7 separate regions of the Mus musculus genome follow, and all the other regions are linked to region 1. A link is a loop called in an ENCODE intact Hi-C map of the cell type or tissue named here. Cell type or tissue: left cerebral cortex. All regions are shown on one strand. Region 1 holds the start of Gm32643 (a long non-coding RNA gene). Region 2 overlaps Pard3 (par-3 family cell polarity regulator). Region 3 overlaps Nrp1 (neuropilin 1). Region 4 overlaps Pard3 (par-3 family cell polarity regulator). Region 5 overlaps Pard3 (par-3 family cell polarity regulator). Region 6 overlaps Pard3 (par-3 family cell polarity regulator). Region 7 holds the start of Nrp1 (neuropilin 1).

Region 1 (4,000 bases):
ACCCATCCCATAAGCCAGCCACCCCCTGGGATGGCATGTGAGAATTTGAGGGTCCTTTAGGATCCCAATTATTCAACTTAGGGGTCTTTTGATAGACCTCTACTGAATAAAGTTCAGGAGTGTGGTGGTGGTTGGTTGTTGTTGTTGCTGTGGTGGTGGTGGTGGTGTGTGTAGCAAGTCTGTCTGTGTAAGAACCTCATGTAGGGTAAAGAATCCAGGATCAGGTTGGGAAGGAACACACTGAATTAGTTGTGTGTACTTATTCCCGTCCAGTAAGTCTTCGTAGGAGGAAAGTACAGGTTGAGAGCTGGAATATGGAAGCTGGAGAATATGGGCTAGGTTGAGAGATGTCTCCTGTAAGAGAGTTTACCCCGCACTGTTCTCCCTTTACTTCAGGGGATCAGAGAAGCACCAGGATAATGTACTGTGCCTGGTGATCATTGGTGCAGAGTCTAGGATGCAGATATCACTGACGAATGTGGCTATGCATAGCGTGTCCACCGTGCAGTTATTCCTTTTCTGAGACAGGGCCTCACATAGCCCATGCTGGTCTGGAACTCAGTGTGTAGCCAAGATGACCTTGAACTTCTGATCCTGTTTGTCCCTACTGAGTGCCAGGACTGCCAGCACGTATCATGTCTGGTTTTAAGCTGTTTTACTCCCTACTACTAAAAATGGCTCAAGTTATCCTTGGTAAAAGTTTGGAAAAATATAATGAGTGTAAGTTCACTGAATATATCTAATATTGACCTCACATGTTACCCCCTCCCCCCATTCCTTGCTCACTTGGTTTTTTAGGAAGGCCAACCCATAGCCAGACTCAATCAGAATTCCTCTTCTTGTCCTAAGCCTCTTTCCATTAAGGAAAGAATCCTTGACAATTCCAGAAAAAAAAAAATCATTGAATGCTACTGGTATTTCTTGTCATCCATAAAGTTATAGGTTTCAGGAAACTTCCCTGGTAACCAAAGATATGCCAAGCATGGAGCCATGGTGGCACTCTTACCTGTATGGTCCTGAATCGGCCCTGTCTTGCTGGTCAGCACACTCCACCTGAGCTGTGCATGGCTGTCATGCTCCCAGTGGCAGAATGTCTTGTGAGAGCCCCAGCCAAACTCGCAGTTAAAACCGTATGTCGGGAACTCTTCAGTGGGGAAGGACAGACAGACATAAGGGAAGAATTAATCACAACGATCAGGAAGGCCATTAATACTCTCATGGGCATCATTTATTTTAATTCCATATTTGTTCTAAAGCTATGGAAAATCCACCAAACCCAAGATTACCAAGAAAATAACAGATGCATGAACATGCCAAAAATGTTTACAAAATCACATTTAGCATTACCATTCTTCTTTCTGTTTTGGGTCCACCTTTAGAAAGATTATGGATTGCTCATCAAATTGGGTTTATGTGAGATTTCCAGGAAGATTACTTTCCAAGATGCTTGTGTATGAAACATCAGAAGTATTTTCCCTAGTTGCACAATAGTCGATACGAACAATAATATTATTGAAGATGAACCATAAAAATTGATAAGCATCAATGATAGAAATCTTACTAGAGATTAGCTACAAGTGTCTGAAGCTGGGATGTAAGTTGGCAGGAAGCCTAGCCCTGAGTCTCACTTCTCATCACACCAGCTGATGGCCCAAGCTTTGTGTCAGGAAGGAATGACTGAAGCATTTTGCTGAGATTATTTTCTTTCTTCTGTGCTTTCCATCAGGTCAATTAATTTCAGACTAAGTCTTTTTATTTCTTTTTATTTTTGGTGAATTTCTGAATTTGCATATCAATTGTTCGCCGCACTTAAAACCTCAATTTGAGGTCACATAAAGCCCAAATTCATTTAAACATCGACTCTTTCAGCAACACTTTCTAAAATCTTCCAAATGTTTCTTTTGGAAGCTGAAAACATAAATGGATTTGCGGGAAGGCGTCTGACCTTACTGATCCTTAACCTGAAAGCCTTTCATTTACTCAACTCAGTTCTTTGAAAGGGTCTTGAGTTCAGAAGTATTAAGAAAGAAAGAAAGAAAGAAAGAAAGAAAGAAAGAAAGAAAGAAGGAAAAGAAAAGAAGAAAGGAAGGAAGGAAGGAAGGAAGGAAGGAAGGAAGGAAGGAAGGAAGGAAGGAAGAAAGGAACCAGTGATAGGGTTTTGTTTGGGGAGGAGTCAGCAGAGGCTAAATACAATCACAAAGATGAGATCTTTGTCCAGTCCCCAGGCAGATCAAGCCTGAAATTAGTAGTCCACGAGATGGCAGTATTGAGTTGGATAGAGCCACATCATGGGTGTCTGTCCAACTGAAGTGGAGTCTTGAAAAGACTTGCATACAATAAAGGAAAGCATGCTATTATGGGCTGCCTTAGGGTCAGACAGAGACCACGTCTTTTTTTTTTTTTTTTTTTTTTAGCATTTCTTTAACTTGCCCAAGTGTTTGATATGAAGTTCTTCAAGTCCTTTCAGTTGCTCTTCAAGGGCTTTCCAGTGCCCCTCCCCCCACTGAACAATGGTGTGAGGGGTTTTAATAGAAAGATTTATTAAATTGATAAGAATGATTTACTATGCATGTTTTGGTTTCCAAGGATTTTTTTTTCAAGTGCTACTGTCAGATTTTGGAAGGAACTCGCTCTATGAATAATCACAAGGAAGTAGGATATAAGTCCTTATAATCAGGAGGTAATGTGACCTCTCAAAGGGTGGGAAGAGTTGGTTCCAAAAGAGAAGTTGGTCACATGATGTGAGCATTTGTACAGAGTCAGCTAGTGCAAAAGGACAGCTTGAGTGTCAAAGGAGAGGGAGTTTTCATGTGTAAGATATTGAAGCATGAAGTGGAACTTCATGAGGCTCAAAAATCTCTCCTGAAGTTACTGCCCTTGGGCAGCAAAACTGACTTTCACAGATGGCATAGTCAACATCCTTGTCCCGGAATGTACTGTTGTGTAACCTCATGGTAGGAAATGTTGATGTGAAAGTGTGAGGTTTTTGACTTTTATTTTTTTCTCTTCAGTCTGCTTTGTACGATATGCAAAAGGGCAGAAAAGCTTCATAAGTGGTTCCATCTACTTTGCTTACACATAAAATTTGCTCTCTGGCCCAGAAAACCACACTGTGCATTATGTTGGCTAACATTCTGATGACATTGTAAAGCATATGAACTTAGCATTTTAGAAATGGCCAAAAAATTAAAAAAAAAACAAATCAATGCATTTCAGTGGGGCTGGGATCTGGATTGTAGAATTCAGTGCTGACAATTCACCTTGGATATGAAGGTGACCAATCATCCAAAGTATCAACAGACATTTGTAGAGGGAAAAACAAACAAATAAAACCAAAAACAAACAAAAAACAAAAAGCCAAAAAGCTGCATAAGGATCAGGAAAGAAGAAGAAAAAGACAGAGAAAGAAGAGAAGAAAGTTGAGTAGAGGAAAGATATGAAGATGCAGGGACCCTGATGGCTAAGCTTTTAAATTATTACTCAGGCCCTGGAGTTGTGCACAGTTCTCATTAAATTCAATAGTAATAATTGGACTAAATCCCTTCTTAAAAATAGCAGGAAACAATATTCTGAACTTAAAACAAATTTATGGCCTCTGTGAGCAAATGCCAGCTGTGCTGCTGAAAGGATCTTGCCTGCAGTTGGGTCATTAAGCACAGGATGTGAGCAAGGATTTAATTTTCAAGTCGAGGTTCCTATCTAGTATGATCACTGCTTGGTTATCAGCTGGTCCTAAAGTCCAAGCAAGAGGGATATGGAAGCCCACACAATCATAAGTCACCAACATACTGTGAGCTGCTGTGAGGATGTGGAAAGACCCTCAGAGGGTCAAAGTCCTTTGTAAAGAGAACTGCATTAAACAGAGGGGTCTGTCCAAGCATGAATACCCTTTTATGCCTCTAATGACAGCAACCTAGGCAGTATATGGATATTGTATTCCTGCTGAGTTTCTTGTATTGATCAGAATCCTCAAGATAAATTTCTCTCCTCTATGTGTGTG
Region 2 (4,000 bases), 1.2 Mb after region 1:
ATAACAAGCAGAGGTGGGAGGGGGGGGAAGAGAAACAGAACAATTCTAGTAAAAAGAAGAATAAAAATGTCAAGCCTATGTGATTTAAATATGGAAACAGACAGCAAGGGGGAGAAGGTTTAGGGACAGTTAGCACAACTCTAGATTCAAGAGAGAAGAAAGTCCAATGACTGAGATTTAAGTACAAGAAGGATCGAAAGTCAAAGTTGAAAAAGTTCTTCCATAAAAAGTCTGATTTGATGCATGCAAATTCTGAATATTTAACATTTCTCAAATGGTACTGAGTTTCAAAGGCCAATCTTTCTGAGTTCAAGACCAGCCAGAGCTACCTACGAGGTATTATTTCAAAAAACAACACGACAAGCCACCCTCTACTTGCTCCTGAAGGCATGGTACCATTTGAAAGAACACACGGCCTCCAACTGTGCCTTCCTGTGGGAAGGAGGGAGACGGGTCTTTGGGAGAGATGTTTGTATTTCCACACCCACGAGTAATGTCCAACTTTCAAACTATGAGTTGATCATATGTGAAAAAAAAATCCACCTACATCTTTAAAACACCTTTAAGAGGTGATGGTGGACCAGAAGATGCCACAGCCACTGCGAGGTCACCCAGAGATACAGGAGATCATTTAAAAGTGAAAAAGTATCAGAGTGGAACCGGGGAGATGATTCAGTGGGCAAAGTGCATGAAGACTCTGGCTGTATTCTCTGAACCCACATGAAAGTCAAACTGTCCTGGTGGCTTGTTTGCAATTCCAGCACTCAGGAGGCTGACAGAGGATCCATGCATTGGACAGATTGGCCAACTAGACTAGTCAGATCCAACAGTTCTTGGTTAAGTGAGAGTATGCATCTGCCTGGGTAAAATAAAGTAAGTGTGTGTGTGTGTGTGTGTGTAGGAGTGTGCAAGAAAGGAAGACACAACATCAATCTCTGACTTCCATATACACGTGCACACATACCTACACAAATGCATTCATACTGCATGGTTTTAGACCCTGGACAAGGGACTAAGGTACAAGTTTTATCAAAGCAGACCTGGCCTCCAAGGTTCTCCTAGTGTCCCTCAGTCCCTACAGTCCCTACCTGGCATGCCCTGCCCCAGCCTTGAACTTTCCCACCCAGGGTCTAGGCTGACCTTCCCCAGAAGCGCTACTCTATATAATTCAGACATTTTGCGATTCATATTCTCTCTCTCTCTCTCTCTCTCTTCTTCCTCCTTCTCCTCCTCCTCTTCTCTCTCTGCACACAAGTCCTTTCTCTCTTTCCCCTCTCCCTATGGTGACTCCCCTGGCTTCAATCCTTAGAGCCAGTGAACTTGCCAGGGAGTAACTTCCCAGTACACCTGCCTTTAATACGATGCAATCTGGCTTGAATTGGCTCATTTCACTGGCAGCAGAGAAATAAACCTATCACTTACAGACATACATATATACATGCAACACACACACTAAAAGGGGAACAAATAACAAAATGTTATGGGTACTGGTATTTTAGCAGACGTTCAAGGTCATCGTCAGCTATACCGTGAGTTGGAAGTCAACCTGTGATACATGAAATCTCACCACAAACAACAGCAATACCAAGAGTGTGTCCGTATTAGCCCTACTCTGTCCATAAGTTGTACTGTATTCCACAGGGAAGAGGAAGGGCTTGCAAATAGCTTACATGTGTAATGGACACTTAGGAAACAAAAACAACAACAATTGGTGTGGGATCATTTTTACATCGGAATCAATTCAATTAACACTTCTGTGGAATATCATAATGAACAGTATTTCCTTTCTATCAGAAAATAACTCCAAGGGAAGAAAGATGGCTCTGCAGTGAAAAGCTCTGGATGCCCTCCTGGATGACCTGGTTTCAATTCCCAGATCCACATGACAGCTAAGGAGGGACTCCAGTTCCAGGGACTCTGCTGCCCTCTTCTGGCCTAGTTGAGCACTGCATGCAAATGGCACATAAACTTTGTGCAAGGAAAACATCCAAACACATTAAATAAAGTTAAATAACTTTTTTTTAATTAGAAAATAATTTAAGGGTCTGGAGAAATGGCTCAGTGATTAATAGTGCTCACTCATAACCACCTGGAACTCCATTCCCAGTGATATAATCCCCTCTTCTGACCCCTGCATGCATCTACCCACACACATGTGGCAGATGCATAGGCAGACAGGAAAGAATTTCAAAATCACAACATGGTTTTCATATCAAATATCTATATGAATTAGAAGTGTTTCTTGGGGAGGGGTGGGTGTTGACTAAATAAAATGATCACAAGAGTCTAAATCTTATGCCAAGCATATTGATGGTGTGCTAGAATTTATAGTATATGCAATTTCTGTAAACGGACACAAAATCATACTGTCCCTCTAGTGAGGAAAAAAGCAAACAAATGCCTATACAGGTGAAACTTTCCCAGCTCGCAGCCATAGATGATAGAACAATACATTTACAGTCTAGCGAGAATGAAGAAACCCCTGGATCTAAAGAAAAAAAGCTCTCAGAAAAATCACAATGTTTTCACTACAGAGTGCTTACTGTTAGGCCCAATTCTAATGTCCACAAATTATCCAACACAATCAAATATTTTGTTCAAATACCATTTGCAAAGGAAGCAGGGAATTTACTTAGTTGTAGACATGAAGAATAATTTAATGTTTCCTTGAGAACAAAATTGACAGGTGTCTTGGACTTACATCAACATTTTTGGATTTTTCCTCCCACCCCCCCCCCATGTCCTTTTAAGAACCTCACTTAACTGGGTCACAGCAGCTCAGCAAAGCTCAGACAGACTCCTGGGCTCTCCCAGGATTAAACAGGACCAGCTCTCAATCAGCAGAGCTCATTAGGACACACAGAGATCGGCAGGGGCAGCTGATGGTGCAAGCTGCTTAGCTCTCACATCCGAGTTCAATTAGGAGGCTGTCCCCAAGGAAGCGCACAGGCCAACACTTAGATAAGAAAGGCAGTGTCCTCCATCACTTTCAAAGCAGGACCACGGCTTCACACAGACAGACTTTCCGTCTCTCTTCAGCCCTCAGGCCTTTCCTCTGTAACATGTCTTCAGTCTTCCCTGTCACAGGCAGGTGCTATATAACAAGCAGTGTTGTCAAGAAGTATCAATTGTATAACCGCACAAATCTCGAATAAAATTTATATGTATGTGATGGCTATTCTTAGTTGTCAGCTTCACTACCTCTGGATGCTATGGATAGGTAAAGCATGGTGACTGTCTGGGCTGTGTCTACGTGGACACTGGGAGAAGCCACGGCAAACTCACTTTGGTAACGTGGCCAAGAGGAGGGTGGTGGGCAGAAACACAGATGTCATCCTGAGGGGAAGGATCTGTCAAGGGACAAAAGAGGAACCAAGCCTCTGTACTCTAAGGGGCAGAGCCTGCGTGAGGAAGGCTTGTGGGGGGAGGGGGGCTCCAGTTGAACAAACACCCACTGAAGGAATGACTGGAGCAAAGAGATTTGCAAGGGAGAAACCACATGACTGACAAGGCAAGCAGGAGGGAAGTGAAGACCTTGGCACGCCAAAGGCCATTGTTTCTTTAGAGGAACAGGGGCAGAGTGAGCACCCACAGGCAAATCAAGACATCTAAGGGGGATGACAGTGCCATCACACCATACTTCTGTCTAGGTAAAAGTTAAAGCACAAAGGGCCAGTTAATGAGTTTCTTCTTTGAACCGAGAGCATTGGACAGGACAAGAAACATGTTTACCAGAGGGCTCAACTAATGAATATCAACATTACAGTTTCATTTCTCAACTTGGAAATTGTAACTCTTGAAGAAAACAAGCATGTGTGTGTGTGTGTTTTGGGGCTGCTCCATCACCCAGCATTGTAAAGACTAAATCATCAAAATTAGGAACTAGTATGTGCTTAGCTTAGAGAAGATAAAAAATACTGCCCCGTATGAAAAGAAATTCAAATGTCCCAGCCCACCAATCTCTTCAGCTGGATGTAGTAAAAATAACCACACTTCTCTC
Region 3 (4,000 bases), 130 kb after region 1:
GCCCCTGATTGTCTTTTTTTTTTTTTAAAGAAGGAAATGAACAAAATAGGTGGTCCTCCTTTCCTGTCACATCCTACCCTGTATCATGACAAATAACTATGTAAAGTTTCCCATACATCATTTTCCACCATCAGTTTCTTGAGGCAGCCTGTGTATGCATGTGTTAGTGTACATACTGTGTGGGGGAGGAGACATAAAAGCACTATCTACACATAGAGTTTATCAGTTAGCATTGCTCCCAAGCTTCTACTGCATGATGTCCTGGGCTCAGCATGCGCCAGCTCTCAGAACCATTGCTGTATACACATTCCCCTCCTCCTTTTTTTTTTTTTTTTTGCAAGTGTATATGAGGTGATGTCACACAAGAAGTTGGAAAATGTCCACAGGTGGAACGATTGAGACATGAAAATGAGCAAAATCCCAATCCAGGACCTGATCTGCTTCCTCCTCAGCATGGCTGATGAATGTTTGTTACCACACCACCTCTGATGACTAGGACTACTCAGAGGACTTCATTCTGTCACACAGTTACCTGGTCATACTTTCCTGGTCAGAAATCGGTAAATGTGAGCTTATTGAAATCTAAGAATACTTTATTTTGAAGGGAAGCATGTGTTGCCAGAGTTTCTTGAAAATATCTCCTATAGCAGATTGTCAAGATGTAAAAAGATATACAACAACACAGTTTCAAAGTTATTTACACTATTAGCACTATAATAATCACTACAAAGAATATTAATAAGTCTGGTGTGGCTCAGTGATGGAGCCCTTACCTAGCATGCATGAAGCCCTAGATTTGACCCCCAGAACTTCCAAACAACAACATATTTGAAACAATGCCCTGTTTTCTAGAAGGCACTGGAACACTATTAATTCTACAATCTAGCGGTTGGGGATTTAGCCCAAGGTAGAGCCCTGGGTTCAGTCCTCTGCTTCCAAAGGGGGGGAGGGGAGACAAAATAAAAGTCAACCCAATGCTGGGACTTGAATAAACTGGAATCAGAATGCAGGCCTGTATGTCAATCATTCACAGATGCATCCTCTGTCTATAGGTTTCTGTTAATTCACTAGACAATGAATAAAGCTGAATAAAGTAGAAATCTTGATAGCCTGACTATGGAAATCTGGTTGTCACCACACTACAAAATCAACAGATTTCTGAATCCTTTGTGCATGTGGGAATGTTTTCATATCACTCTGTTCTCTACAAAAGAATAAAAGTATGAAACAGAGCAGCTTTCACCATTCAAAATGTCTCCAACACGGCTAAGTTCAAAGTAAGAATTGGCCCATGTCTTCATCAAGATTACTATTCAAGCTCAAACTGGAGACCTAACTCCCTTAAAGTACTTCAGAGTGAAATCATATGGGATCATGTGGGCAAGACACTAAGAGGTTGTCCTGGATGTGGAGAGCATTGAGCTATGAAGTCCACCTCATACAATGCAAAAGCAGAAATACCACATCTACAACCAGGATTTCCATTTAAAGTGTATGGGCATCATTTAGATGGTCTCTACAGTAAAATGTTACTGGGATAATGAAACTTTTCATAGACCAATATTTAGTAACTTCAAGTTGAAAGAGACAGACAGGTAAGGCAGATTGACTCTAACCCGATACACACCTAAATTCTCATTGCATTTATGCATTTTAAAAAGTCATATTCATAAACATGTCCACAATTAACCTAATATTTGAAACTCTTGCTTAAGCTCAGCACACTAGCAAATGTCTGCACTTGGGAGGCAGAGACAGGTGGATCTCTAAGATCAAAGCCACCCAGAACAACAAAATGAGTTCCAGGACATCTGGGGCTACATAGTGAGACCCTGTTGCAAACAAATTATCAAACAATCAACCAACCAAACAAAATAGCGATAATAACAAACCCTTTAATTCACTTGCTTTTTTCATGTCAAACTCGATACAATCTTTCAGATCAGAGTGCTGGAGTAGCTCCTGCCACAGAGCTATAGTCCCCAGCCATGAGAAATCTTCTAAAAATCATTAAATGCGCCACAGATTTGTTTAAAAAACACCCGACTCCACCATCTGCAGATCATGTATACTGGTGACCCACAATACTTAAGAAAACACAAGCCTTTTCTCAAAACCCTTTCCAGAAAGAACCACACACCACACATTTCTTAACAAAAGATTTCCCAAACCAAACGTGTCAACAGAAGGAGGACAAACATTTAAACACAGCCTGACATATTGGGTGAACTCAGCCACTTGTAACTTCATTTCCACACCACTCACAATTGAGCTCATCCGGACCCGCTCATTTACTTTCTCAGCACGGATACTCATGACCACTAGATGGTGCTATGGCGCCCTGTTCAAACTCCCTCACTTACTTGCAGTCTCTGTCCTCCAAATCGAAATGTGGGTTGAAGTTGATCATGATTCTCTGGTAGGGTTCCGGAGCTTGGATTAGCCATTCACACTTCTCACTTGGATGGTAAGAATGAGGGTAACCGGGAGATGTGAGGTACCCTGGGTTTTCGATTTTTATGGTCCCGCCACATTTGTCTGCAACAAAAATGACATGTTAGCAGATCTCTTCCCTGCAACCAGTTGAGTCTTCTAGCTTTACATGTGTATTGACAATTAGCAAACATTCTGTCAGTTAAGAGAACTCCAAAGTGTCCCCCATAAACCCTCCGTGTGACCCTAGACACAAAGTACACCACACCACTAAGGAACACTCTTTAATCTGCAGGAGCACCACATCCACAGAAAGCCTACTGTGATCTGAGATGCTTTTCCCTCACACCCAAACTTCCTTCCAAAGAAAGAGGTCTTCTAGCATTAAAAACATTAAACCCCCTCAATTGATGTTAACACAGCCCCCTGGGAGCTCCTGCTAGACTTAATTATCTTCCAAGAAGTGTAATCACATTAAGGAACCGCTCTAAGTGGAAGGTGCCTAAAAGATGCTGTGCCACTCCTTGCAAGTGGCTTTTTGATGATAAGCCTGGTCAGTGTCATTGACCAGTGGGGACTGTCTTCCAGGACTTTGATTGGCCTGAAGCCTAACCTCCTTTTGTTGTTGTTTTATCTGCCTGTAAATCTAAGTGATTTTGAGTTATCTCTGCTTTTGAGACTCAAATCAGCAGAGAACAAAGTGCAGCTGGTGATGCAGAAAGAACTCGGCTTTACTTATCCAAGTTGTTCAGCCTTGGAGACCAGATCAAAGCAATGGGGCAGAAAGAAAAATAAATAGCCACACAGCATTAATTCTAATTACTAAATGTTAGGGGAAGCCTCGGCCACTGAGGTCTGGGTATCACAGATGGTGAGCTATGTCTTCACATCCCAGGAAAGAAAAGCTCTCCAGTTTTCAACCTTTACTGAAAAACAAACCACCACCACTACAAAACCTCAAATGCTGGAGTGACTCTCTAATAGCTAAATAAACCAGACTCTGGGCTGGTTTACAATTCAGCATAGATCGCTACTGTCACTCTCTATTATGGGTTTCGCACAGGAGAGCCACAGCCTGCAAATGCCACCCCATTTATTGATGCTTAATTTTAGGCAATAAAAATTTGGTGCATAAACTATGTAGGAAGTACAGGTATGAAATATTGAAATGTATAAGCCTATCAATCACAAACATCCAGTAATGGTATATATAGATTTTAATATTACATCTAATAGATTCCCTGTGGAAAGAGAATGGCATTCTTTGCTCTCAGCATGAATTTATAAATCTAAGGAATTTTATTACAGGAAAACCAGGTCAAATGGAAATGAAAGATGAAGTGCACATCAAAAATGCATAAAGCTACATGCATTACAGAAGTCATTTCCCATAAATTAAAAAGAAGACAATATAAATTATGTTGTTTTCTCCAATTGCTAGATGTTTCTGGCTGTTTCTTAGATTGGAGTGGGTTGGTCCTACAGATTCGCTTCCCATTGGTTTTTAAAAGCTTTAGGTCTTCAAGAAGAACTAATGTTGCAACCAACGCTCAGAATCTCAGCTAAT
Region 4 (4,000 bases), 880 kb after region 1:
CCCTCACAACCAAACGGCACTGGCGTATGGCTTAGTTTCTTCACTACCACTCTAGAGCCTTCATGCTCCGAGGATCTGAGGAAATAAAGGGAACCCCAGATCGAGTGGGAGAACAGGGGTAACCCTGCTGCAAAGTTCTGGTGCACACCGCAGTCACTTCCGGGGGGAGCGGGCGTCAGCAACATCTGCAGCCTCGGGTGGGGGGGTTCACTCTCTAAGATGAAGCTGTGAAGTCCGTAGGCATCTTAGGCATGGAGCTGAAGTTTCCGGTACTGCAGAGAAGCAGGTAGTTGATGCCTTGAACTTGATATTGGGGTCAGGGGGTGGTGGGGGTCCTTCCACGAGATAGACGCAGTGGCAAAGACATTAAGGCCTTCCATTTCTTTGCTCATGCTGCTTAAAGGCACTGATACCAGCAACAGAAGTGTTCTGGAGTACCACCGAAGGTTTTTTTTTTTTTTAAAAAACTCCAACAGCACAAGTCTTCATGGGTAAATGTCCTTTATTGCATGACACAAAATGCTGCCATCCTTCTTTGAGCTCAGGAGTAGAAGGGCCGCCCTTTCTCCGGTGTCTGCAGTCTGTTCAGCCTAGCCACCTGAGATGGAGAAGGGGGCACATCTTGCCGGAAGGGCCCTCTGACTCCATCAGCTGGAGGCTGCTTCTTCAGCTGCTGCTCTTTCCGCCTCTGTTCCTGTCGGAGAAGCTCCTGGGTCTCCAGCATGACCCTGGCATTAAAGCCGTGCCCGCCTAGATAGCCGTTCCTTGAGCCCTGGTAACTGGAATACCTGGGGTTCTCCTTGGCACTCTGGAAGCCTTCACCAGGGGCGTAGTTCTGTTCCCAGGAATCCTGTGATATGGAGCTGGCATTCTTCCTGCTTTGTCTAGCAATAAAGCAAAGAAGTCAGTCAGGGATGAGAGAGAGATGAATCTCCAGGCTTTAGCAAATATCATCATGACCTGAGCACCCACCAGGTATCATGGTGAGGGGCTAGAGCTCTCAAAATTGACTATCAGAGCTTGGGAAGATACCAATACCTGGGCTGCTAAAGCATGTTGTTGCCCAAGCATAATGATCTAAGTTCGATCCACAGTACCCATGCAAATAGCTGAATGAGATAGCACACATTCCAGCACTAGGGAGGAGAGACAAGAAGATCCACAGGGCTTGCTGAACGGCTTGTCTAGCCTATTTGGCAAACTCCAGACCATCAAGAAACCCTACCTAAAAAACAACAAACAAACAAACAAACAAAACAAAAACCCAAGGTAGATAGTTCTTGAGGAATGACACTCGAGGGTGCCCTCTGGTTTCACGTGCACACCCATGCATGGGTACTCACACAGATGCACCTACACTGAACATGCAGCCACACCACAACAAAACAAACAGAACAAAACAAAACAAAAAAACCTTAATTATCCTCAGCCAGTCCCAAGTTTCAGCTAAGTGACCAGTGCTAACTGAACAAAAGACAGAAGCAGATTCAGTAGATATTTAGGAACAGGTGCTCCTCCTAGCTTGAGGTGCCCTCTGTTTGGCTCAGGGCAACCAGGTCCCCTGCAGTGTGGGCACAGACACATGTGTATCAGCAGCATCTAGCTTTGCACTAACCGCTGCTCACTTCAGCGTTATTGTTCAGGTCTAAGCTACCCACACGAGCAGTGTATCTAGCTGCTGCCAGGATGTTAGAAAATGGTGCGTGCTGCTCGCTTTCATCTTCCAAAGACTGGGACATCGCTCTGTCACAAGGCAGCTCATGTGATAGACTACAGTACGAGCTCAGACAAAAATGAAAGGACAGCAGGCAGAGAGCTGGGCCAGCTCAGCTGCAGAAGCACTGGCCTAGCATGCAGGAGGCCTGGGCTCCATCCCCAGAACCACATAAACCGGGGTTGTACTGCATGCCTATAACTCCAGAGTCTGTGAAGCCGAGGCAGGTGGTTCAGAAGTTCAAGGTCATCCTCGACTATATAGTAAAGTTCAAGACCAGCCTGAGTGACAAGAGACTGTCTCAAAACAACAACAAAATCATTAACAAAACAAAGTGATGCAACAGGAGGTTCCTACAATCTTCAGCTTGGCTCTCTGGAATCCTGTATATTAGTAACTGACACAGGTCAGGGTTGCCCAAGTTCCTGTCTAGAAACACTATTTTTTCCCACATCTCAGCTTATATAATTCACTTCCTATCACCCCAAGATAGAGAGGCAAACGCAAGCTGCACAGAAACTTCACCTCCTACTACTTCTGCAAGGGGCTGCACAGAAACTTCACCTCCTACTACTTCTTAAAGGGGCTGGCTGCAGTTTTCAGGAAACACAATTCTGAAACATCTTTAATTTACTATCAAGGCTCTAGATACTTCTATGAATTTGCAATAAGATTGCCTTTGATAAAGCCGAACAATTTTGTGCCAGGAAGGAAGACATGCCCTATTTTTCCTCCTTGAAAACAGAAGGGGGAGGAGAGATGACAGTCATAAAGAAAATGTATTATTGCTCCATTTATCAACAAGAAAATCGTCTGGCGGCAGTAGGTGGAGCCTGCTGGCATCAGCCTCCTGCATCAGCACACACAACACTGCACATTCATGAGGAGATCGTGGGAGGCCACTATGTCTCCCATAGGAACAGAGAGAGCAGTATTCGAATATTCTGGAATGCTGGCAAAATGGTCCAGGGTAGAACCCACCCATTTTCTACATGGCTGAAATTATAGATGGGAAGACATTGCAGATGGAACTAAACTCTCACTGTCACTACCGGCTCTGTGATCCATTGAGAAGAACAGAGGCTCCCACCTGGCTCTACTCATGGGAGCCACAGCAGAATCCTCAGATGGGACAGAGTAAGGTCCTCTGCCTAAAGCACTGACTGTCTTCACTTAAAAAAATCGTAGACTAATCATACCAGAGATGTGACAGATGGATAATGTCAGTGTGAAGCCTGGGATGTGACAAATGTCATCTCTTCATCCATGACTTCCTGATACTAAAGCTCGCTACCTTCCTCCCTGACCCTGCATGATCTCTGCATAGAAAGATAAGCTTCAGGCACCCTAGGAATGCAGGTTCTTTCTGCATTGAAATTTGTGAAAATTCACTGTGGTTTGTTGGGGATGGAGGGGAAGATGCTGTAGGAGGAGAAACTTGTTTTGTAGCTCAAGTTTGCTTCAGATTAATGAGTACGTGAGCACAAAATAAAGCAAGAAATTCCTGAGGTTTGAAATAGGGTATGGGGAATATGAACACATACACACACATGTTCTCATATACTCACTCTCACACCCATACTCTCATATATACACAATGCACACAAATACACATGCTCTCATATACACTCTCACATACACATACATACTCTCATACACACAATCATATACACTCACTCTCATACACATACATACTCTCATACACTCTCTCACATACACGCACATACACTCACTCTCATATACATACATACACACATATATACACACACACACACCCCTCTCTTACTTTCTTTGGTGAGGAAGCTATTGGTGTCCATACGTTCTTCATTAAGAAAGAATTAGCAATGAGCCAATGCAAGAAAGGAAGAAAAGGAGGCAGACAGTGTTTCCTGTTTCGAAGGCTGAGGAAATGGCTCAGTGGCAAAGTGTTCACTCTGCAAGCATGAAGACCTGAGTTAAATCTCCCAGAACCTATGTATAAAGCCACATGTGACTGTTCATATTTGTAATCCCAGTGCTTAGAGACAGGAGGATCTTTGAGGCTCACTGGCCAGCCATCCTAGCTTAACCAATGATCTCTAGGTCCAGTGAGAGACATTTGTCTCAGGAAGTAAAACTGATGCCTGACCAATATTAGCTGAGATTGTCCTTTGGCCTCCATAGACATGGACACACATGTGCCTGTGCACCAGTGCACACACATAAACATGTGCCTACTTGTACACATGACAGGGGGTAAAGGGGGAGAGAGGAAAAAGAAAGGAGGCAAAAGGAGAGAGAGGGGAA
Region 5 (4,000 bases), 900 kb after region 1:
GAAGGTGGGCTGCGATGCTTTCATGATTGATGATGATGATTTCCGAGGACGGGAAGGCCATCAAGCGCCCTTTGGGAAAACCCATTGGCAGTGTGGAGGTGAGACCTGGCTTCAAGAGAGGGAACTATTGTACCAGCTTACTTGTTTCTCAGGCCAGGCTGTGATGGGCCAATCATTCAAATCTGGGCTTTGAAAACTCTGATGAGCTCTTTTGCCAAGAAAGCCAAAGGAGATTTAAATATTCATTAGCAACAGTGACTAATCCCTACACATCCCAATCAACCTAGATTAAGGCTTGTGCCAATTTAAAACTGGTCTGTTTCTTTTCTTCCTATTTTCCCAACCCCAGTGAGGAATAAAATAAAAACAGCACCAAAGTAGATTCAAAGGATGACTGAGACAAAAGAAGTCTTAATGAGGAGTCTAGAAATTGCATTTCCAGAGACCCCATATCATGAGGATCTGTACACAGATGATGGGGGTTTAGCATGCTCTCTACTAACATACAAAAGACAACTTTGGTCCAAATGCTAACACTTAGTTTCTCTTGCAATACTGGTTTCTGTAGCTTGACTGCTTGTGTGTGTGCATGTGTGTGTGTGTGTGTACTATTTGAAAATTTGCTTTAGTTCAATAATGATGTAGGCTTTATTCTACTGTATTCTGGGTCCTGTCCTACAGACTTCTGGCCCATCATAGATGCATGGTATAGTGGGACTTGGAGGTCATTAGAAACAGGACACCTGGCTTGGAGCTTCCTGGTGGGCCGTGTGTGTTTCTCCCTTATGACAGCTGACACATTTATTTGTGCTAAGTGTAAGAGGAGCTTCTGCAGGCCTGCTAACTTGATACTCTTGGTATACAGGGTGAGGGCACAGGTTGCACAACCGTCCCTGTCCCCACTTACTGGTCTGAGAATGACCATCTAGGAGAATATGGTAAGTGTGCTGTTTATGAAGACTGAGCCAATCAGGGCAGGGCCCAGGAGACATTCAACAAGTAGGCTCTAAGATGGTAGGGGAGGGGTTCTAGGTTCCAACAGGCCAGAGAATGTTCTTCAATTTACCTTCAGTGTGTGAGTATGTATGTGTATTCTCATGTTTCTATGGATACATGTACAGATGCACATGGAAGGCAGAAGTCAACTTGGATGTTGTCCCTCAGGTAACTTACTTTATATGACCGAACCTAACTAGGACCTGGGGCTCACTGACTAGACTAGACTGGCTGGCCAGCAAGCCCCAGAATTTGCCTGTCTCTATTTCTTTATATTGGGATTATCATTGCCAGTGTTTTGTTTTGTTTTAACATGGGTGCTGGAGATCAAACTTAGTTCCCTATGTGTGTGCACAGTAAGAACTTTACCAACTGAATTATCCATTCCTAGCTCACTCTTTCTTTCTTTCTTTCTTTCTTTCCTTCCTTCCTTCCTTCCTTTCTTTTGTTTTGTTTGTTTGATTTTGGTTTTCCAGACAGCGTTTCTCGGTGTAACCCCAACTGTCCTGGAACTCACTCTGTAGACCAGGCTGACCTTGAACTCTGAAATCGCCTACCTCTGCCTCCTGAGTGCTGAGATTAAAGGTGTGTGACACCTCTAGCTGGAGCAGTGCTGGAGCGCTCCCCCTGGTGGTGAAGATAAGGTAGAGCCAGCAGGCTGACCAGCTCAACTACCACCCAGGCCCAGATCCAGGACTCTGAATTGGCCCATCTCAAAACCTGTATCATCTGTGGAAGGCTGAGACCCATGAAAAGGCCAGCCCTGCTGTTCTAAATCTACAGGATCTCCAGCACACAGGGAAACAACAGGATATTGGGGAGGAGTCCTGATGAGGGTCCAATATTGATAGTATCACAGAAACCGGGTATCTCAAGCAATGAACACTCTCAAGTGAAGATGTGCAGGCAGAGAGGTACACTGTGAGGAACACTGTGACACACTACAGCTTTCACGATGAGACGCCTTCTATGCTTTGTTTTGTTGTTGATGTTGTTGTTGATGGTGGTGGTGGTGGTGGTGTGTGTGTGTGTGTGTGTGTGTAAAGGGACAGGGAGAGGAGCAGGACTGCACTGCATGATGGGAAAGTCACAACAAATCTATAAAGGTTTAAAAGAAAAACAACAACAACAACAACAAACCCAAAACCACCAGAAAGGTGTGTGCCACCACCGCCCAGAAAAACAGAAATTATAAATATTATTTTACCTTAAATTTAACCATTGACTTAATGTATTGTTTTGATCCAAGACAAGCCAAACACAAGAGGGCAGTTGGCAGTCAGTAGCTACCACTACTTTATATTCTGCACTGCTGTTTTCTGTTTGCTTTCCTAAGTCATTTATTTCTACCATGTCAACTGCAGCCCCTTGATCTCTGAATGGCAGTCCTGAGGGACAGATGCAGTGGGTTTGGAGATAGAGTTATTCCTGGGGCTCAGCAGGCCATGTGTAGAAAATATTGGGGGTGGGAAGGAAGCTGTTAAGATCAGCTGTTAATTTTTTGTTTATTTTTACTATGTGTTTTTATATGTATGGATGTTTGACAGGCAGGCATACTACTGCATCACGTATATGCAGTGCCCACAGAGGCCACAGGAGGGCATCAGATCTCCTGGGACTGGAATTAACAGAAGGTTGAGACAACAGGTGGGTCCTGGGAATTGAACCCAGGTTCTCAGGAAGAAAAGTCGGTGTGCTTAACCTCTTTGCAATCTCTCTGCCCCCTTAACTTTTTAGAAGTTTGGGGCTTTATCAAACGACTCATTAAAATTGCGAGAATGCAACCTCTTGGTGCTAGAGAGACCAACGTTTTCCTTCCACTGCTCAGGTACTTGGCAACAAGTACCTTTACCAACTGAGCCATTTCACCAGCTCATTAGTAACTTTTAAACTGTTGTTATTCTGAGTCTGTACATAATTAAGCATACTGGTAATTTACATGGGGATCATGGGTGTCAGGTGTTACAAACCTAGACAGGATTTAAAGTATACGGGCATATATGTTCATAGATTTTTATATGCAAATATTCTTTAACATTATAAAAGGAACTTGGGCATCCACAGATTCTGGTATCCAAAAGGAATGCCTGGTGGCTACTAAAGTGTACCAAATATCTGAAATGGGTCTCATCCTTACAGCCTACTAGTCCACCTTCTCCTTCCAATACAAATTGAACCTAGTCATACTCTCTTGTGAGCTTGAATTCTGGACCCATCTCCTTAGAGGAACAAAGAGAGTTTGCAGAGGGAAAGGAATGCTTAATGCAACTGATGAATTCTTTACAGACTAAAATTACTGTGGCATTTGCATTTTTAATTATGGAACAGAACTCTGAAAACCTAGAAGCAAGGGTAGAACACAGAGACCCCAAATTCAAACAGACAGCAAGCCAGCCATGCATTTGTTAAGTAGGCATTACTACCTTGGCGACTGTGGCCATGCCCACAGAAGAAAGATGTGGACACCATTATAAAGGTGGACAATAGGTTTAACTGGATTGTGGCCAGCCTTCCCTGGTCCCCAAAGGAGACAGTGATGGTTATATCTGATACTGAAGAAGAAAGTAGCTAAATATGGTACGGGATACATTTGTTCCGATAGTTCTTTCTCCCCCACTCTCTCTTTTCAGCTTTCAAAATTCTACCAGGAAATCAAATTCCACCTCCCTGAAGTGTTTCCTAACTTTCCAGGCCAGCTTTGTGCTTAGTTCTCCCCAAGGTGTCCTTCAACGAAAACACCGTTACAGTGCCTCTCAGAACAAGCATACATACATCTTTTCCTCAGTCCTATTCACAGTCATCACCAGAGGCTTGTGGCAGAGACCATTATCCAGCAAACATTTGTGAAGCTCACCCTTTAAAGTGGCTCCCAGAGCCCTCACCTTGTGTGCTCTGCTTTTCTGAAACTCACCCTCAAGTGTGGACAGGGCCCACATTTGTTTCTAGACATCACTGTTGGATGTGTGAGAGTACACTTACAGGACCACCTAAGAATAGGGCGTCC
Region 6 (4,000 bases), 1.3 Mb after region 1:
AGAACTGGTAAGGGACAACGGTGGCTCCAAATCATGGGATGACATAAGCCCTGGAAACAACCTGAAAGCAACAACGGAAACGGGAGAGTGGGGGTTGTAAGAAATGACCCACGAATTACCAAGTAATGAGGTCTGTACTTATTCACTAATTACTAAGACTGTTGAGAAGAATTGGTCTCTATTCACTGATACAGAAACACATCTGAGACATAGCAGAGAATAGCACTATCTAGCAAGAAGCTATCTGCAGGTCAGTGTGCTTAAAATGCTCATGTGGGTGCAGAAGATTGTAGATGGATGGAGAAGCAAACGCCAAACAAATGCAAAACAAAAAACAAAACAAAACAAAACAAAGCAAAGTTAAAAAAACAAAACAAACAAACAAAACATGGTCTCTTCCCTTCATGGGTGTGGCTCAGGGCACTCTACTTACTTAACACTTTACATATTTTTTTCTAGTTTCTCTCCACCACCATGAACTCCTGTAATAATAAATTAAGACTGTGCGGGTCCCACAGGAGTGGAAACTCCTGAGGGTAGTCACAAGGTCCACAAATGACTGTTTAGTGATAAGCACAGGATCGTTCGAGGCAAATGTGTTCTTTCCTGAACAGGGCATGGCTGTAGACAGAAACAACTCATCACCTGGAGACTTGTCTGCATCCCCACAGACACTCAGAGCCTCACAGACTAAAAGAAGCCGCAACCCGCCTTCACGAGAATCAAGAGCCTTTTTAATCTGTTAGGATGAGCTCTAGTAAAGAGTAAGCCTATAGTGAACAAAAGGATTCTCTTACTCCTCTCCCACACACACCTCTACTTCATCTTCTCCTTTCCACCCTGTGCAAGCCTCTCACAAACACCACCTCCCAGCCTCACGCTAACTCCCAGCTGAGCTCCACCACAACAGTGTTCTAGTTCTCAGTCAGCGCTGGCGGCTGTCTTCCAAATATCATCACCCAGTCTGTGAGGGCCAGTGGTGAGAGTCCATAAGTATAAGTTAACCGGGGCAGCCACTGGACATGGAGGAGCCTGACAACTGAAGGTCAAACGGGCCCGCACTGCCTCTCAGTCAGTCAGTCAGCACAGCTGAAGTTAACATGCCAGGTCCCATTAAAATGAATATTGCCAACCAATTAGTAGAATAAATGGTTTGCCTCATAATGGGCTTTGTCTGTGTTAATTCGCCTGCGTGCTGGAGGATCTACAAGTAGAAGCAGGACCAGGTGCGATCCCAGTGCTGTGGCGGAGAACCCAGGACACAGGTGCAAGACAGGAGTCCACAGCAGTCAGAGGAAAGTCGGTCATATGTGAAAATCAGGAAGAACAAAGTAATTCTATTGTCATCCAACATAGAAACCAACATAGAGACAACTGCTTACTAAGCTAAGCATTCAAAACCCTAAATGTAGCAATAGAGGAAGTAAGGAGGGAATAATGGTACTGAAAACCAAGGGTGTGGGCAAAGCAAGCTCCACACCACTGATACAAAATAACCTTAAAAGTGTGCCCATGTGCTTTGCAGAGAGCTACAATGGCTTACATAGTAAGTGGCCTCATTTTGTGACTGCTTTGTCTCCAGAGAACGGTAAGTAAAACAACCCTGCTGGACAGGGCTCCGTGAGCACGGCTTCTCACGAGACCCATAAATTAATCGACATATCTTTTATTTGAATTCCTTTCTCATTCTTTTCTAAGGCAAAGATGAAGCCAGCTATGCACAGGCTTTTTCTTGGCTAACTCTTCCTATCTTGACATCTTGAAACAAGTCAAAGGGTGGATTTTAAAACGAAGTAAAAAAAAAAAAAAAAAACCATCACTATCAAAGGCCTGACACGCATTTTGAAGTTGTACAATGACAGTACCCACTAGCATTAAGGCTCGTTCCACCCACAAGTGTCATTCTTGATTGCAAGTGGCCCTGTGTGTGAAGCCTTACCCCAGAGCCCTGCCACGGGAATGCTGGGAATTTTCCATATCGTGTGTTTGAATTCACTGTGCTGCTTTGCCACTGGGTTTTAGGTGTTCAGTAATAATGTGCTTTGTTCTCAAAAGTGTCCCTCACACCTGCCAACTGAGAAACAAGGAGGCTCTCACAGAATGATGTGTTGTTGCGCTGCCCTCTAGTGGTAACTCAAAGCAGAGCAGAAAGGGGGGAGGACCAGGAGAAAAGGCTAAACAGAATGGGGGGAAATGATGAAGAGATCACCTCTAAAGATTTAGTAGTACCCTGTTATTCGATTGGTATAAAACAACTCTGCTGGCATGTCACTACAGACCTGTCTACTCACTTTCAAAACCTCCACGTAAGAAAAATCCAGAGTAAAATCAGCAAGCACACACGTGTATAAACATATACACAAATTAATTGCAGCTTTAAGAAAAGAGAACACTAGCAAGGGCAGGTCTACAGAACGTAACATTTGTTAAGGTGATGAGGACAGAGTGATGCTTCCTAAGACACAGTGGAGGGTGGGCAGGGAGAGAGTGGACCCTCTAGCTAGGATGTGTGCTCTAAGATGCAGCCATATTCACACAACAGTGGCACAAACTCCCACCTTGAGAGGCTGAGTAGGAAGATCACGAGTTCAAGGCCAGCCTGGGCTCCAACACAGCACATCTCAGGCCAAAGTGGGAAAAACAGCGAGAGCCTGTCTGCAAAAAGAGGAGGTGGTACAGCAGCCATTTCTCCAGGATTCAGAGCACGTAAAGAAATATCTAAATTTTCTGAAATAAATAAAACTTAACAAGCCTGAGTTGCTTTTGGAGGTTACACATCAAAAATCAAAATTAACCCATAGGTTCACACTGGCAAGATTTCCTTCGTAAAAGTCAAATCAAGTCTGTAGGGGAGGAACCAAGTAGGGTAGGTATCAAGGGGCTTTCGAAGCAGTCTCTTCTAGTCAGAACAGGCAGGCAGCGGGAACCTGGGTTCTCCAAAGACGCCTCACAATGCTGTTTGAACACTTACAGAAACCTCTATGACAACATCTTAAAATAAAATCTATCTTCACAAAACAGACCAGCTCCGTCCCGAAAGTATGCAGACGTGGGTCACTTATCATCCAGCAATAGCCTTCAACTACAGGCATACAGCGACCTCTTCTGGATCATGAAGGAAATGCCCCAACAGCAAAACAAAGGACTTCCATCTCCAGGTAAACCACAAAACTGCCCAGCCACTTCCCTCCGGGCAACAGCCACAAAATCATGTGTGAAGCTGAGCTCTAAGGATGTTTATCTTTGATTCAGAAATCAGTTATGAACCATCCAAAGACATCCTTTCCCTTGTTACCATATACATGCTTTATAAAGGTTTCTTTCACAGTTCTGAGCAGCAGGAAAGATGCATGACTTGAGTCATTTTGAAGACTGTTTATAACCACACCTAGGATCGGAACACCATTAGCATAATATCTCAGATTCTCTCTGCTCTGGAATTCTTATCTTTGGAACTAAAAATGGCCAGGCCTGAAGATAGATGAAGATTCTGCCAGAAGCATGCCTCCGGAATGGGTGTGTGTTATGAGTGCCACTCCTTTAACAAAACACAGAAAACACACACACTAGAAACCTTGTTCCTAATAGAGTAGAAAAGGGACCACACCTGAGGCAGTGAAAACCACATTCAAGCTTCCCTCACCCTGACCACTCAAAAAAGGAGCGCTGCTATGGGGGATTTTAAGGACATAAATAATAATGCATCAAGCACATGGTTTGCCTCCAATGGGCATCACATACCACATATATAAACAAAAGACAACAGGCTGTGATATTCCCTCCACAAACACTCTCACAATTCTCTTTAAGGAGCAGACGTACATTCTAACAATCCTCTTGTATAGAAATCACACACAAGCAAGCAGGTGCCAGCAGGTGTTGAGGATCCCAGGGAACTGAGCAAACCTGTTCATTTCAAGATGCAGAGACTACAGGCAAAGTGCTACACAGGCTGAACACAAGGATCCTCAAAAGATCTTCTACAAGGCCTCTGTGCTCT
Region 7 (4,000 bases), 130 kb after region 1:
CTCTTTATGTTCCAAGGCACTGTTTATACCCAGGACTGCCTTTCATTTACTTAACAGTGAGTGGTTTTAAAAGCCAACTGGAAGCTGCAACAGGGTTACGAATTCTCAGACACGCTGGTACCTCACACTGAATAGATCCAAAGCCTTTATTGACAGTGCGACTTTCATTCATACTTCAGACTGATCACAGACGGTTTACAAAGGCAGCGGAGAGTTCCAGCGCCAAGACTGACCGCTATCTCTCTGTGTCGCCCACCAGAGGAAACCGAGCAGGGGTGTTTTGAGGAGAACCAGGAAGTCCTCCCGGTGAAGTGTTCATTAACTCTCAGCAGCCATCAGATTTTTGAAAGGGAGTCTCATTTAATTGCCTCTGGGAGGAAACATTATTAAGATAATTGGTGTGCTGATCTGGGAAGGTAGGCAGCTCTGTCTCGAAACAGAGGCAGGAGAAGCCAGCAACCAACTGGAGCAGGGGGCCGAGGGTTTGTGGTCCTCCTGCCCCAGACGCCCTGACTTCTCCGTTCCTTGCGCAGGCAAGTTTCCTGCGCCCGGCAGCCGTGCGCGCGTCCCGTGGCTGGGGCTGGAAGTCCCGTGGCTGGGGCTGGAACCCCTTCGCCCGAGGGGACTCGGCAGCCCCGGGCACTCTGGTTGCTCCCGTCTCCGGCTGTCACTTACCGCTGCGGAAAGCGCCCGCCAGGGCGAGGGCAAGGGCGAGCGTGGCGCACAGCAACGGCAGCCCCCTCTCCATCCTCCTTCGCCAAGCCAGTCCCCAGGCAGCCGCAGGAGAACACGATTGCGCGGACGAAAAACCAGCAAACGATAATCTTAACAATCCGAAACGCTCTTAAGTCCGCCTAAGAACCAGAAAATCCTCAGCGGGTCTTGGCGGGGAAGGCTAGCGGCGAGGCAATGCCTGAATTCGCGAGAAGCGCTTTTCTTTTTGTGTCTCAAGTCGCCTGCATCCTGTCATTTAGCTCCGATTTCCTCTCCCTTTTCCCACACTTGTTCCTCTTCCAGGAGCCACTGCCCGGGCCATGTCTCAGGAAGAAGAAGAAGGAGGAAAAAAAAGAGGGGAGGAGTTGCGAGGAGGAGGGGAGAGGGCGGGCGACACACCAAAGCCAATTTCTAGAGGGAAAGAAAAAAAAAATCCCGCTTGATTCTGGACGGGTTGGAGCCGAGGAGCTGGCGCCCAGAGGAGGTCCGGGTTGTCTGCGGGAAGGAGAGAGAGCAATGAAAAGATGAGCGGGAGAGCAAGGACTTTCTCCACTGGCACCCGCCTCTCTCTCCGACCTCCCCCTCCCTCCCAGAGCCCTTCCCTCCCTTCCTCCCGCCCCCTCCCCGCACAGCTCTGCCAGTGATTGCCTGGCTGGAGATTCAGAGACACAAGTTTCTCTCCGCGTGCTTTCCCGGTTGGTCCTCTGGGCTCCCCCCTCCACCCCACCTCCGGGTACCCTGCTGTGCTCTCCGCGGGAAGAAGGTCACTAGGGAGCAGGTTGTCTGCGCCCAGAGCGCAAGGTCACGTATGTGTGTCAGAAGGGGCAGTACAAGTGGTACCAGCCCCAGTGGCAGGCTAGTCTACCTTGACGAGATCTCTGCACCCCAGAACTGAACTAGGCTGCTCGTGTAGGCGAGGATCCTGGAGTCAAGGAGTTCCGAGAGACCGGGGTTAGCTGCTACTTCACGGAACTCCTAATCCCTAGGTACCGGCGCCCCCGGAGGCGTGGATCGCGCTGTCAGTCCCCGCTTTCACTTCCTGGGTGTCAGCCTGAGGTTTGGGGCAGGAAGCAGTCGGGCGCTCCAGGACGCTCCGAGTAGGACTTAGACTAAAAGAAGAACGCCTTGGTTGTTCTGCGAGACACGCTGTTGATCTTAGAGAACTGTGACCCAGTCTGCCACGTAAAGCATAGGCAGACTTTCTTAGAGCACGGACCCTGGCTGCAGCGGAACAAGGTCTCCTCGCCGTGCATAAAGGCGAGGATGGGTACCTGATACCCCCATCCCCACCCCTGACGCTTCAGGCTGCATTGTTCCCCGAGATTTGGTCCCCTCTTCTTTGGGGTTACATGAGCTCGGAGGATGGATGGTGGCGCGCCTTTCAGCTAGGGGGCAGCCGCCAACAGTCGCAGACCAGCCACGTAGAACTCCAAGAATCTGAATCAGGGGTCGAGGGACCCATTTCTGTGCACACCGAGGGAAGGATAAGACTGGCAACGACCCCTTGTGAGGGTGACAGGATGATCTTTGCAAGGGTCTCCTAGTGCCAGGTTTAGATTACAGGCAATTGTGTCTACTGATCCTCCAGCCTCATACGCCACCCACTTACGAGGTGCGTCCCTGGTGTCTGCCCAGTGCCTCCCCTCCCCCATGTAGTCCGGTTCCATCCTCGAGGGCTTTCCGAGAACTGCAGCAGGTGGCTTTGGTTTATGAATAGCAAGGACACCCAGGGACATAAACTGGTTGAGGCTTCTGATCAAGTACATATACCGGGCTCAATGACCTCCGAAGGAGCTGGTGGGTAAGGTGAAAAGGTCATACGCCTTCTGGGAAGTGGCATTTATAGACATACTGCCACCACAGAGACTGACTCCTACCTGGTACAAGGGGTTGCAAAGATTTGGGAATGCTGGCAAGGAGACTCTGGTCAAAGGTTTTGGCTGAAAAACTAGGGTCATTCAGGGAGAAAGATCGCTCAGGACACTGGTGCCCTAGGCCAGGACTCTGCGTTGGATGTCTGGGCTGGGCGCTGAATTGAGGCTTGTCCGTTGTGCGGATCTCCCTCCTGGGCTCCCGCGCAGGACCCACTGGCTCCAGAGTCCAGCCTTCTTTCCGGCCCTGGTTACCAGCCCCGCCTCCAACGCAGCCTCTCCCTCCCTGCCCCACCGCAGCGCCAACCCTGCGTGCAGAGAGCCAGCCCCGGAGCGCCCCCGGTTAGTCGCCCCTAGCTTCCTCTTTGGTTCTCCGACCCTTTGGAACTCCGGGTGGGTTGGTTGGGCGTGCCAGAAGGCCGGGAGTCAAACGCCTGAGTCGAGCGGAAGGGGCAGTCGTGAGGCCGTTGGCCCTCTGCAGGCAAGGTCTAGGCGATAGCCGCGCCCAGGGTAAAGCTAGGGGAACGAGAGTGGCGGCGGCGGGGGGGGGGGGGGGGGGGGGGCGGCAGCCCTGGCGATGTGCCACACGGAGCGCGTGTCCCCGCCTCCCTGCGCCAGGCATCGGGCGCATCCTTGCCAATTCCAACTATGTTGGGCAAGCCTTAGATTCAGGGTGACCCCGCGCCACCCTAGTCCTGGAGTCCAACGGACAGGCGCCTCGCCGGACTTGGCGAGTCGACATAAGAGGGAAACCAGGCCAAAATTGTGGAGATCCAGATCCTTGTCTCTTTCCGAAGAGGAACCCCTTTGCCTGGCTAGCCCAGGCGAAGCTGAAGCCTGTATTTAACCAATCTGCCCTGGGTCGGGTGAGATAAGGGGCACACTTAGGACACTTGAGTGATCAACTGGTGCGCCCTGGAAGGGACAGTTCCCCATACCCAGAAACAAGAAGCTTGGGGAACCAGTGAAAGACTCCTAGTTTTCTGGCTCAGCCCCTAAGTTCTCTTGATAGCTTTTCTCGGTTGTAAGGCATGCCCTGTGTGTACTTTAGGGGAAACATACTTAAAGCTATTGTTTCTCATTTTCCAGAACTGAGGCTTTCCTAGACACTTTTTCTTTTCCACAGTGGGTCTGAGAAATGGAGCCAAGCCACTCTAATAAATAATTGCCAGCTAGTGCGTAGGTATACTGCTAACCGTTCTGGTTAACAACCTTTTCCTGTGCCATAGGATCCCATCAAGAGAGACAGGCCATTTTAGATACCTGTACTTCTCCACCCAGGGAAACAGAGTGGCTTTATAGGAGAGCAAGTGTGAGACAGAGGAAGAATTTGGCAGTATTCCTAGTTTGATTTTATTTTGGTCTCGTGCACATATCCCTCTTCTTGATATCACAGATCTGCCTAGGAGACAGGG

The links. A loop is a pair of places that touch in the nucleus more often than their neighbours do. Peaks named below come from ENCODE experiments on the same cell type or tissue, not always from the same donor. Only the 100,000 strongest peaks of a DNase experiment are listed, where the experiment ranks them.
Region 2: it touches region 1 in a loop (3-fold over the local background); 13 of 42 quality-filtered maps call a loop at or near these places.
Region 3: a loop joins it to region 1, with 4 times the contacts of the local background. A loop is called at or near these places in 21 of 42 quality-filtered maps.
Region 4: a loop joins it to region 1, with 2.1 times the contacts of the local background. A loop is called at or near these places in 2 of 42 quality-filtered maps.
Region 5: it touches region 1 in a loop (4-fold over the local background); 12 of 42 quality-filtered maps call a loop at or near these places.
Region 6: it touches region 1 in a loop (12-fold over the local background); 18 of 42 quality-filtered maps call a loop at or near these places.
Region 7: it touches region 1 in a loop (5-fold over the local background); 18 of 42 quality-filtered maps call a loop at or near these places.

The regions. Positions count from the first base shown.
Region 1 is chr8:128,490,171-128,494,170 of GRCm38, reverse strand. Nrp1 (neuropilin 1) reads right to left here. Exons shown (of 17, transcript NM_008737.2): 13 at 1,007-1,144. Gm32643 (a long non-coding RNA gene) reads left to right here and starts at 1,186. Exons shown (of 7, transcript XR_003947627.1): 1 at 1,186-4,000. In left cerebral cortex, a CTCF peak has its summit at 2,254 (motif pointing right); a DNase peak (open chromatin) is centred at 2,265.
Region 2 is chr8:127,329,862-127,333,861 of GRCm38, reverse strand. All of the region lies in intron 5 of Pard3 (par-3 family cell polarity regulator), which reads right to left. Among named protein-coding and RNA genes, the nearest start is that of Gm9909, 120 kb to the left of the region's middle. In left cerebral cortex, a CTCF peak has its summit at 1,938 (motif pointing left); DNase peaks (open chromatin) are centred at 1,924 and 2,902.
Region 3 is chr8:128,361,757-128,365,756 of GRCm38, reverse strand. Nrp1 (neuropilin 1) reads right to left here. Exons shown (of 17, transcript NM_008737.2): 2 at 2,364-2,538. Among named protein-coding and RNA genes, the nearest start is that of Mir1903, 4.5 kb to the right of the region's middle. In left cerebral cortex, a CTCF peak has its summit at 2,325 (motif pointing right); DNase peaks (open chromatin) are centred at 2,335 and 3,129; H3K4me3 peaks cover 2,109 bases.
Region 4 is chr8:127,607,316-127,611,315 of GRCm38, reverse strand. Pard3 (par-3 family cell polarity regulator) reads right to left here. Exons shown (of 25, transcript NM_001309391.1): 25 at 1-884. The coding sequence ends at 542. Among named protein-coding and RNA genes, the nearest start is that of Gm32478, 21 kb to the left of the region's middle. In left cerebral cortex, no CTCF peak of the experiment used is centred here; DNase peaks (open chromatin) are centred at 982, 1,725, 2,290 and 2,531.
Region 5 is chr8:127,587,111-127,591,110 of GRCm38, reverse strand. The region is part of intron 22 of Pard3 (par-3 family cell polarity regulator); the gene reads right to left. Among named protein-coding and RNA genes, the nearest start is that of Gm32478, 41 kb to the left of the region's middle. In left cerebral cortex, CTCF peaks have their summits at 1,630 (motif pointing left) and 2,587 (motif pointing right); DNase peaks (open chromatin) are centred at 198, 1,624 and 2,622.
Region 6 is chr8:127,189,645-127,193,644 of GRCm38, reverse strand. The region is part of intron 2 of Pard3 (par-3 family cell polarity regulator); the gene reads right to left. Among named protein-coding and RNA genes, the nearest start is that of Pard3, 130 kb to the right of the region's middle. In left cerebral cortex, CTCF peaks have their summits at 2,127 (motif pointing left) and 3,118 (motif pointing left); DNase peaks (open chromatin) are centred at 2,080 and 3,091.
Region 7 is chr8:128,356,308-128,360,307 of GRCm38, reverse strand. Nrp1 (neuropilin 1) reads right to left here and starts at 1,235. Exons shown (of 17, transcript NM_008737.2): 1 at 676-1,235. The coding sequence starts at 748. It overlaps A930035F09Rik (a long non-coding RNA gene), which reads left to right and starts at 2,071. Exons shown (of 3, transcript XR_879381.3): 1 at 2,071-2,927. It overlaps Mir1903 (microRNA 1903), which reads right to left and starts at 1,067; the gene lies at 988-1,067. In left cerebral cortex, CTCF peaks have their summits at 714, 2,101 and 3,023; DNase peaks (open chromatin) are centred at 1,805, 2,190, 2,989, 3,983 and 3 more places; H3K4me3 peaks cover 3,722 bases; H3K27ac peaks cover 3,691 bases.